Linked DNA regions of Homo sapiens: region 1 is linked to region 2. The links are chromatin contacts, found by Hi-C or POLR2A ChIA-PET in ENCODE. All regions are on one chromosome and are shown on one strand. Each heading gives the region's core, a stretch centred on a gene start or an enhancer-like site at or near the end of the contact. The rest is flanking DNA. Distances are from core to core; before and after follow the strand shown. Region 1 overlaps SPATA17 (spermatogenesis associated 17). Region 2 has its middle 300 kb from the start of ESRRG.

What was found. Hi-C counts contacts between places; a loop is a spot of excess contacts on that map. ChIA-PET counts read pairs that join two places held with the same protein, here RNA polymerase II (POLR2A). Pooled maps may share reads with other maps.
Region 1: a loop to region 2 is called in a map of MCF 10A, with 12 times the contacts of the local background. The contact joins two enhancer-like sites. A Hi-C loop is called at or near these places in 1 of 168 maps with a recorded cell type or tissue (MCF 10A) and 4 of 50 pooled maps. POLR2A ChIA-PET finds 5 or more read pairs at or near these places in 1 of 52 experiments (WTC11).

Annotation. Positions count from the first base shown.
Region 1 is chr1:217,658,605-217,664,341 of GRCh38, forward strand. All of the region lies in intron 3 of SPATA17 (spermatogenesis associated 17), which reads left to right. Among named protein-coding and RNA genes, the nearest start is that of SPATA17, 30 kb to the left of the region's middle. RefSeq lists an enhancer at 1,303-2,502. Within about 2 kb of position 1,892, at least 2 of the 41 ENCODE cell types and tissues checked have a DNase peak (open chromatin) inside an H3K27ac peak, as active enhancers do.
Region 2 is chr1:217,025,072-217,030,740 of GRCh38, forward strand. It overlaps a transcript of ESRRG not described here. Among named protein-coding and RNA genes, the nearest start is that of ESRRG, 300 kb to the left of the region's middle. Within about 2 kb of position 4,325, at least 9 of the 41 ENCODE cell types and tissues checked have a DNase peak (open chromatin) inside an H3K27ac peak, as active enhancers do.

The DNA of each region.
Region 1 (5,737 bases), core at 642-3,141, 630 kb after region 2:
AAAATTAGCAGGGCGTGGTGGCAGGTGCCTGTAGTCCTAGCTACTCGGGAGGCTGAGGCAGGAGAATGGCGTGAACCCGGGAGGTGGAGCTTGCAGTGAGCCAAGATCTCACCACTGCACTCCAGCCTGGGCGACAGAGCGAGACTCTATCTCAAAAAATCATAATAATAATAAATAATAATAAATAAATGAATTAGTCTGTCTCAGTATTCCCTTATAGTATGCAAAATAGACCCACATAAAATATAGGCAGTGCAACTATTTTGGAAGCTAGACAAATGCAACTGCTTCATTTCTTTCCCTGTGTTTTCTATTGTCGCCTGAGCCACGAGGGCATGATTTGAAAACCACTGATTTAATTTTCTTGACTCTGGAAGGATCTCTGGAAAGATCACACATGAAAAACCTGATGATATTACTGCCTGGGGGGAAGAGAACTGAGTAGTTGAGGGACAGGCATGGGAGAGAGACTTCAATGTCAACTCATTTGTAGTGTTTGAATTTTAAACAATGTGCATGTATTATCTATTAAATAAATTAATTTAAAAAGAAATTCAATTTAAAGGAGACTTTGCCCATCAAAACACACACACACACACACACACACACACACACACACAAATAGAAGTAATAAGTATTCAGGTGAGAAGTTAACATAGGCTCTGAAGGTCAAGGAAATGACACTTCAGCTAACCCTTGGGAAGAAAACATGAATGAAATTTTGAAATTAGGAATGAGCATAACATATACAGAAAAAATTAGATAGTTGCTCTAGATTATGCAGACAGTGGGGAATAACAGAAGGTTGGTAAGGAGTTCAGTGTGACTTTTATAAAATAATTTTATATTAATATATTTTTAAAGGAATTTTTTACTTAAAAATAGTTTTTACAATCATTGTCTCATTATGTCATGAGCAATGGTTCTGTTAAGAAGAATGTGCAGGTGGTATCTGTTTTATAGATGAAGAAATTGGTACTCAGGGAGACTAAATGATGTGCCTAGGGTTCTCAGCTCCTGATCCATATATATCTATATAGATCCACATACTAAATACTAAACATCTTCTCTGGATGTCCCTCGGGTGGCCCAAATTGGCTCGTCCTATATTTCTTTTTTTCAGGTAAATAGTACTGCAATTCAACCAGAAATCGAACCCTGAGAAACAGTCATCCTAGACTCTCTACCACCTCTTGTTCCCTATCTCACCTTCTATTGGTCATCAAATCATTTTTACTTTCCCTCTTAAAAGCCTCTTGATTCCAAACTAAACTGCATCATTTTACTGCCATGCCTGTAGTCCTCCTTCCCATAGCATACAATGTAAAGTCCTTGCTTTTTAACATGACATGTGAGGTCTTCCATGGTCTTACCATTGCTTCTTATCTAATGTCACTTCTTGCTATACCTATGTAAATATGCTTTAGTCGTATTCAACCACTTGCCATTGCCCAAATATGCAGTGTCCTTATCACCCAAAGATTTTTGGCAAATGCTGTTCCCTCTGCCTGGAATGCTTTTCTTCACTCTAACATGCCTCTCATTGGTCTTATTTCCTACGTATCCCTCAAGACTTTACTTGAAGATCAACTTTTCCTAATCTTAGTAGAAAGTAAAATTTGGGAATACTGAAAACATTAATTTTGTCTTCTTAAATGCTTGTCATGTAGGCATTTCTCTCACTGATACATTTGTTTATTTACATCTCTCTCATTTGATTGGAAGCTCCTGAGTAGCAGTGATGAGTCTAATTATATCTCAAAAATATCCCTGTGACTGACACATAAAAGGCCTACTGAAATTTTTACCAACTGGATAAATGATTCACAGGGATACAAGTTGGAAGATGTTTGCTATGACCAATGTAGATGATGATTAACATCAGTATGTGCCAGGGTGGATTGTATTCTTGTTCAAAATTAGTCATCCCATCTCCCCTTCTTCATAAAAAGGATGATTCATACTCATCCCACCGATGTGGGGCTTGTCTATGTGTTGTGAGCAGATGGGATATATGCCACACCCAAACTGAAGCTTTAAAGAGGTGTTCTCGGTCTTTTCCTCTGGCAAAAGAATGGCATACCTTAGATCCAGCTTGCTCCTTCAACCTTAGGGCTGAGACGAAGAGATATGTGGGACATAGCTACAGGGAACCTTAGCTCACATGTAGTGTGAGTAAGAAATAAACTTTTGTTGTTTTGCAACCTACTGCAATGGTTGTATTTTTATCTCAGCAAAGCTGATTGATAGTTATAATGATAACAAAAGCAAGGATGTTTATAAGAAACATTCTGAATGGGTTACTCGGTTATGCTTACAAAAAGATGTTTGGAGCTTTTGGAGTTTGTGATGATGTTAGGACACCTCCATGTGGTGGTATCTTGTAAGGCGATGGTGCAAACTCAGCAAAATCTCTGGCACATCAAAATTAGAACTCAACAAATATTTGTTAAACCAAGCTATTGAATGGGAGCTTAGATTAAAGATCAGCACTGGAGATAAAAGTTCTAGATCCATAGTTATAAGATGACAGGATTTTCTACCTAATGAAAAAAGTATGTGAACAGTACAGAATGGTGTCTAAGAATTGAGGCTTGTGGAATGCATTAGGTAGAATTTAGGAAGAGGAAAGGGAATTAAAAATAAGAATAAACAGGAAAACAGTGATGTTATATCACAGGAATTAGAGGAGAAAACTTATAGGAAACTTGGAGTTGTCAAATGTGAAGTTCAAGCAGAAAGAGGACTGTGAAAAGATAGAAGTTCTGGGATCTCTTTAGTGAGGAAAGTCAACTTTCCTCAAAATTCTCCTATACCCAAATATTTATATCCAGCTTTTAAATAATTCTCATGGTGACATCAAATAGCTTATCAAGTCCTAAAGAGTCATGTGCTCTGCATTGCAGTGACTTCATTAACCCACAATAATAGAGCTATTCCAGTCTTGTTTTGTGATTTGTTTGCCTCTTTTTTGCTTCCTGTATGACTGTTGTTTTTGTTTTTCTTTTCAACTTCCATTTTAGGCCTTTCTGCTGACTTTCATACTGCTATATCTAGCAACATAACCCAAATTTGCCTATCTTAGGGGTACAGAACTGTTGGGTCACAACTGTGAAAATTCTTTCCTATTATTGAGGATGTGCTCTGATTCTCCTTTTTATTGGTAACAAACTTATTGTCACCTGGTGCATGTGCTCAGTGCACATGCATTTTATGCATGCTGAACTCTTGGTTTAATTTTACTGTGGCCTGTTCATTTCATTATACAATCAAATAGTCCTACTATTTGGGGACCCATCTTGTTTTAGCTGTGTAGTGTTCTAGTTAGCTTTTCCTTACCCCTTCCTTACTCCATTCGTTTCATAAATGGGGAAATAAAAATAAGTCATTCTTTTAAGCAATAGTACCACAAAAATGTAGAAATATCCTTTCATTTGCTTCTTTTAAGAGCACTAACAATTTGAGAGTTCCCTGACTGCATTTATCTGTAAAAACTAAATTGGATGGCTTGTATACATTTTGTTATATTTTTAAATTTGCCTTCCTTTTTTATATTTTGTCATTACCCAATTTACATTATGTTTAATATCAGATGTGCTACTTTTGAATCACCATAGTCTGAGAGCAGAGAAGTATAAAGGCTATTGTAGTATATAATTAGTTTGATATGAGGTGTTATAAAATAATTATATATAACTGTAGTCCTAGACAGGTCAATGTTACGTTTTTAAATTGAGATCATCTAGTGAATAACATATGTATGGCAACCACATTAAAACTCAATTTAATTAAATTTTTTGTTGAAATGTATTAATAGCCTATGGTAGAACTATTTAATTTACAAAGATTGATTATGATTAAAAAGAGAAATTATTCAAATTATAAAAATAACATTATATACTGATGAAATCAAGGTTCCCAGTATTCATACATGGCTTACCATTATAACACTTCTTTCAATGTTTTCATATATGATTATTTAAAAGAGGAACAATGAAAGTTTTATTAACTTTAAATGGGAAAAATGATGACATGTACCATCAAATTCCATTGTATGTTGTTACGATAAAAGCCAACAATTTGATCTTTTCATGGTTGGCAAAAATGTATAAAATACCAGTCACTAGTTTTAAAAGTGATAAGAGATTGACATTGTTGCTTTCACAGATGTTTTTATTTCTCTTCATTAGATGAACACATGTTTATTTTTAGATGAGAAAATGCCCAATATTTTTGATATTTTTCTTTATAGGACTTCCAAATCAGTTATAAGATAATAAGGCAGCATTCTTCACCTTTTAGTGTAATACCAGAAAACTGAAACATATATATATTTTTTCCTTAGGGTCTAAACTTCAAAGACAGGACAGCTTAAGACTCTGAGTTACTAATATTAATTTAAAACTTTAACAACACATTTTTATCATAATTATAATATAAGTTTAGATTTGGTTCACCTAATCTTAAAGATAATATTACTGGTAACTGGGAGAAAGAATATAATTGGCTTTTAATTCTTTTTTATGGAAAAAATGATATTTTAAAAATGAACTGTTCAGGACAGGTGCAGTGGCTGATGCCTGTAATCCCAGCAGTTTGGGAGGCCAGCGCAGGCAGATCACCTGAGGTCAGGAGTTCGAGACCAACCTGGCCAACTTAGTGAAACCCTGTCTCTATTAAAAATACAAAAATTGGCCAGGCATAGTGGCTCGCGCTTGTAATCCCAGCCACTCGGGAGGCTGAGACGGGAGAATCGCTTGAACCTGGGAGGCAGAGGTTGCAGTGAGCCAAGATCCCGCCATTGCACTCCAGCCTGGGCAACAAGAGTGAAACTCCATCTCAAAAAAAAAAAAAAGAACAGTTGATAATGACCAAATTGTTATCAATTGCCAGCAAACAAGGCAAAGCATATGCACAAAATACTCATAATTACTTGATTAGAAATTAATTTAATGATTATACTCAAAATTATGAAATGTCGATGGCCCTAATATGGAAAATAACAAAAACTCAGGCTCATCAGATCTGTTATCCATTGTGCATGGCTTCTAAAGGTTTCATTCTCATCACTTTAATGCATATATTTCTTTTGTATTTTTCAATCTAGCAAATGATGCCAGTTGATCTCATCGTGTCATCTAGATAAATTACTCAAAATTATTATAAATACATATTACTTTAAATGTTTTGCACTTGAAATGGTTGATTATTTCATCCTTGAAGCTCATATTTTCTTGGTTTTCAACCAAAATGCTCAACAATAAAGGAAAGATTAAATAACTTATGGTATGTTCGTATAACAAAAAACACCATGCAGTTATTGTATATTGTACATGAAAATATGCGAAGAAGGATTTTAAAACTGAGGAAAAGAAGAGATCCATACTAGATTTGTTTAGAGTGGGTGAAACAGTCTTTTAATATAAATTAAGCCTCCAGGGCTTTACGGAGAAGAATTTGCAGTCTGGGCTTAAAACAGTAGGTGGAACAGTCAAAGTTGACAACGTCTGGAGCATGTTTTGAGAATATAAGGCTAAACTGAAGTGTGGGGTCATTGGGACTGGAAAAGGTGGGTAATTGTGAGATTAGGGAATTGAATGTGCTGTTGACATGAATATGAAAAGTCTTGGGATGGTGGCAGAAGTTCCAATGAAGTGTAAGACTTTAACCTAGGTGTTAAAAATCTTTTTTTTTTTTTTTTTTTTTGAGATGGAGTCTCACTCTGTTGCCCAGACTG
Region 2 (5,669 bases), core at 3,075-5,574:
AAGCTAGAAGCCTTAAGGGACCAGGAGCAATGCTGAAGCCAAACAGCTGTGCTCGATAAGTCCCAGAGTCTACAGCATCATCAGGTTAAAAAACGTATTTAGAAATCTAGGGAATCAGGAAAAGGCATCCACAGAGTGCTTTTGTTTTCTGAAAACAAGGCAAGAATTATTTAGCATATGTTTCTGCAGAATGATTTTGCCAGTGTCAGTCATTAAAAATAAACGCTTAGTAGGGTGACATCTATTTCAAATAGTTGTAGCCAAAAATAAATTTCTGCTTTAAAAAAAAAAAGTAATGGTTTGATAAAAGATAACTGATTTGGCTATTTTCTGTACCTCTACACTAAAGAAATAAAGTCTGTCCAGGGCTTTTGGTTCTAACTTCTAGGGTAAATCAATTGGGAAAAAAGTATATGCACAAGAAATTTAACTCTTTTTCAAAGACAGTGGGGAAATCAAAGAATGTCCACAGATCATTGAAAACTCTATTTTAGTCATTTTAGCATGCTAATGTTCTTCCTCCCACCTGCCAAAGCTGTTTGCCAGAAAAAAAGCATAATCTCTGTAAGCCTGGCCCCTTGTCTTTGGCCAAACCCTTATGGGTCCAAACACAGCCCCTATCTACTTTATAGAAACTCAGGATCAGGACATAATCAAAGTCAAATGTCCTGAAAACTACTGGGTGAATGTTTATTACATTAATAAATTGTTTTTAAGAGGAAGGGCCCTGCCAATGTCCTAGGAAGATCTTGGAAAATATCTAACATATGGTTATATAGTTACACTACCATTTAATTTCCATAGTCCTGGTAAGTCATTTTCATTTGGTTTTTCTATTGTCTCTTTTATACATTATTACTATCTGGAATAATACATGGCCTGAGATGAGAGAAGAAATAGCCAAAAAAGGAAAATTCTTGTAAAATGATAAGAACTAAGCCCATGACCCCCAGCAGAGGACCACCTTTGCCCCACTTTTATCCACTGAGGTCACCCGTGCATGGTGACTTAACACCTTGCCTTTAGTTGCCCGACCTCTCATCTGGCCTACTGAGCCCCACACAACTTTCTGCAACTCGTGATTTAATTCCTGTCTGAGTTGGAGGCATAAAAGGAGCTTGACCTGTCACCTGTGTGACGGCCACAGCTCTACCTGCTGACTAGATGCCCTTCTGGATCCATCCAATTGGCCAAATGGAGGGACAGAACATCCTCCCCTTTAAGGAAAAGGAAGAGATGCCAAGAAATGCTTCATTTCAATTAAACTTAGCAGAGAATCAGAACCAAATCAGTCACATTTATTAGAAGACCCTGCAAATGGCAAGAGTTTTGAAGACACCACTCACAGTTAACTAAAGAATAGGTAAAATGTATGTGCACTCAAGGTGATTCACTTCTTCCCAAAGAGTTATGGGTTCGAGGCAGGTGAGGGCTCCAGCTTACAGTTTATTAAATAGCACCTAGGTCCTGAGTTTGGGTGAAATGGTGGAATGCTTCCCATTTGATAACACATGTGGCTATCCGCTTGTGGGTATCTAATTTGGAGTACTATTAATGTGTAGCCTTTCCTGGCAAATCTGCCTAAGGGATTAGTCACCCCCCAAAAGTTCAGTTGAATATTAACCACATTAACTTTGCAGCCTGCAACATACTGTTACACACAAATAGCCTACAGTGCCATGTGGATGACTTGCTTAGCAATAAACATTCCATGCAGAGTCCCCAGTGCAGGAAAAATTGTGTTCCATCAAAAGGACCACCCTGCCAATCCTGGCTGAGAACCCCACCCCCGACCACACACATATACACACACACATACACACACACACACACACACACACAGAGAGAGAGAGAGAGAGAGAGAGAGAGAGAGAGAGAAAGCCCAGTCTAGGGTATCATGGTTTTATTCAATTGCCAGATTTTCTCTGACTATGTAAGACTCCTTTTCCTTCAAGGTTTTACTGCAGGTCAAGTCCCCCAAGATTGGCTGAAATGATGTATCTTTAAAGGTAAGAATTCTAAATGTTCTGTGTCGATTTTGTTTTAAATCTCTCACCACAAAGGCCACATGTTCCTTCTGTTCCCCAAACATACTGTCCCCAAGAACAACTTCCTAATGTCTATAGTAATTCCAGAAAAGCCACAGAGAATTACTGTCTCCAGTAACCAGAAAAGAATAAATACATCCTGAACCCACATTATAAATAGAAATAGTCACTAATCTTCTGCTCAATGACAAGCACCCCCTTAGAGAAGACCAGCTCACCAAAACTCCACTGAATTATTGTCCTCTTTCCTTACACCCTAGTTCTTCGTTACATGCATTCTTCAGCCCTTACAAACCACCCTTACAGAGGTGATTCAGTGTAATTAGAAATCGAGTTAAATCTTAGGGCCTGGAACCTCTATTTCTTCATAATGTTGTACACTTAATTGCTCTTGCCAGTTAGCAACACAATTATGTTGTCTGGAAATGGAGACAAACAATAGATTTTAGTATTTAAACAGGAACTGAAACTGCAAGCAGAGAGCCGCAAACCACACCATTAAACTGGAATTAAAGCTATATGTGAAAAGAAAAAGTTTCACTCCCAGCAATCATCAGCCTACCATGCAAAAAGAAACTACCCACAGATCAGAAGGAAGGTGGAACACAGGAGGTAAAGCTTGGGTTCCTAGTTTAGGATGGGATTTTATGAAAACCCCAGGCATAAAAATATGACAGGATAAAGTAGACAAATAACAATGCAGGACAACACTTGACCTTTAGTGGTTAAATGAATAAAAGAAGCCTCTGTATTAAGAGTATCCCTTGTGCATAATCATTGCCTCAATGCAGCCTGTCCCCAACCTCTATGCCTACCAAGATTTTCTAAACTAATGCCTTACTAACAGGGTTAGAAAAGAGAACAAACAACAATCAACTGAAATTCATTCCATTTTCTAGAAACTGTCACGAGAATCACAAAAACTCAAGTGGCGCACAGATTTGGCCTTGCATTTCCCTCTGGATCCCATGTCTAGAATTTCTATACACGCCCCCACCCCATCACCTCCACAGTGCATGTACATTCTCATTATAACCTACAAAGGGATATCGGTCTTACAGAATAGCATCTTACTTCAGCTTTATGGAAGAAATTAATTCAGCCTCTATCTCCATTACCTCTCCATGTATAGACCTGGAAGGACTTAAAACATGCAAGGAACAACTAGAGTAGGTGTTGCCAGAAGATGCTCCTGCTGAAAAGGCTCTACAGAAAATGGAAAGACTGAGAGAACCCACATTGGAGACAGCAACTCTCCTCATACCTACAAAGAATTGTGGCTGGTAAATACAGAAGTCCAATACTGCTTTGGAGGACAGACATGTCAAGATATTTGATGCCAAGTTCAGAGGGGCCTGAGCTTTTCCTGTTAGGTGAATTTGCAAAATTGCAGAGCCCCTAGTGAAAATAATTTCTCCCAGGAGAGGGGTGAGAGAAATTTCTGGGTTCAATTTTATGTCTTTGGGAATAGCACATTTTAGGAGTCCACCATCACTATTTCCTTCCAATTACACAAGTAGTTTTTCTGACAAAATAAAATTGGCAAAGAATATTTTCAAATTCCAGGAAGTTTTCACAAGATAGCAAAAAATACACAGGTAGTTCATAGGTTTGTGCATGGGTTATATGCCTAATTACATGGGCATCTGGCACCAACCCTAGCACAGAATTCATTGATGGCTCTGTCTAGCCTCTATCCTGCCTTGTACTTGCATTGAAAAAGCCTCTTCCCAATTGTTTTCTAGGCCCTACCTTGAAAAAATACTAAGTATTGCACCTTATGCCCCTGCTTTCTGAAATGCAAGCATTGCACCAAAAGCTATGTTAGCCATCTCTATGCTACAACACTGGACCCCTCTTTATCTTTAATTTATCTTTAATTCAAAAGTAATTGTGTACCATTACAGCTCAGAGTTTAAAATGAGCTCTCTGAAAAACTTAAAAAAAAAAAAGAAGAAATTAATTCTAACCCTTACCTTTGGCATCTTATAAGACTTTTGGCCATGACTTACCTGTATAAATAGAAAGAACTAATTTACTACAGAAATGCCCATGGGCGAACATGTACTAGCTAATGAAGTGTTCAGCTTTTGCATGATTAACCAGCTGGTGGGGGTAGTGTAAAAGCAGAGGGCATAAAATAATAAGAAAAATTGATTAGCAGTCGTTTTTTAAAGTAGTCCATGAAAAATTCCTTTTTTTATACTCACTAGCTCAGAAACCGACCGTAAGGGAAGAAAAACTTGAATGACTCACCAGGAAACTGAGCAGGCCCACGGCTGCTGTTTGTGTGTTCAAAATTCACTAAGTAGGGAGGCCCAGGTGAAGCAGGAAAAGACACTGAACTGCTTCCAAATGGACTGACTTACACAACAGGTCCTGCCAGTTGTCATAAAGTTAATTTTCTAATATGTTGCGAAACGCATTATATAAAGTTGAAAACTATGACTGGGCTCTGTGTCCATTCAATTTTCTCTCTGGAGCACTCTGCTAGACCACACTTGGCTTTAACTACCGCCAGACCAATTCATTAAGAAAAAGGGTATAGTCTTGAGCCAGAATATTTATACACTTGACTCAGAAACAATCTATTCTAGGGGATATTTTCCCAAGCTAAATGCACTACAGGCCTTTCCTATTCATAACATTCTTTAGCTGGTCTGCAACTCCCTTAAGTGAAAAGAAAAGGAGTCAGGTCCAAAAAATAAAAACGCAGCTGACCAAAAAGAAAGGAATGGCTAAGGAAAGGCGCGGGTTTGAGGTTACTTATAAAGCAATGAAACGCTCTTTCTTCCATTTGCTTTGATGACACAACTAATATTTACTCAGCTTAGCCCTCCCTTTAGCACAGGGACAGGCATTTCCCAGGCAGGGAAAAGAGAAAAACCGAAGCTGGGTATCCTCACTAGCACACTGTACTACAGCCCTAGATTCCACCTTCTACTGGGATGCTGACCATGTCAAAGAAAGAATAAGGTGGTGCGGAGGCAGTGCCTACACAGAGATTCTTTCTCTCCCTTTCCCTTTCTCTTTCTCTTTTTCTTTCTCTTTGTCTCTCTCTCTCATGGACATGACCATAAACCAAGTGATCAAACCACAAGCCTCCCTGTCCCTTCACTCTTCTCTGTGGCCATAGATAACAGCCCTCTTCCCAACCAGACCTTTCACAGATTTGCAGCAGACCATAAGTAGAACCAGACACTGAGCCACGCATGGGATAAACAGACCACCATTACCCGAAACTCAACCATTTTCCTATGACTCCCAGGTAGAAAATCATTAATCCCACTTTACCTTTTAGGTTTAACTATGAAAAACTTCACAGTGTGGTGGGAAGGCCACTGGCAGGTCTAGAAATCTGAGTTATAGTATGAGGTCTGCTGCTAGCCTAGCTGTGTGACCTTGAGCATACCGCTTAGCCTTTCTGATCCCCAGCTTCCTCATTTACAAAATAAAGTGTTAGACAAGATCTCTAAGCCTTCTCCCAGTTCTAAGGTCTTCATTGTTATTTTTTTCTTTGCTCACTGATATGTCAATAAACTAAAGGAGATGGGCTGAGCATTTGTCAAATTTTACATTATAAACATGTTCCAGGGTTGTGTTGTCCAATGTGGTGGCCAC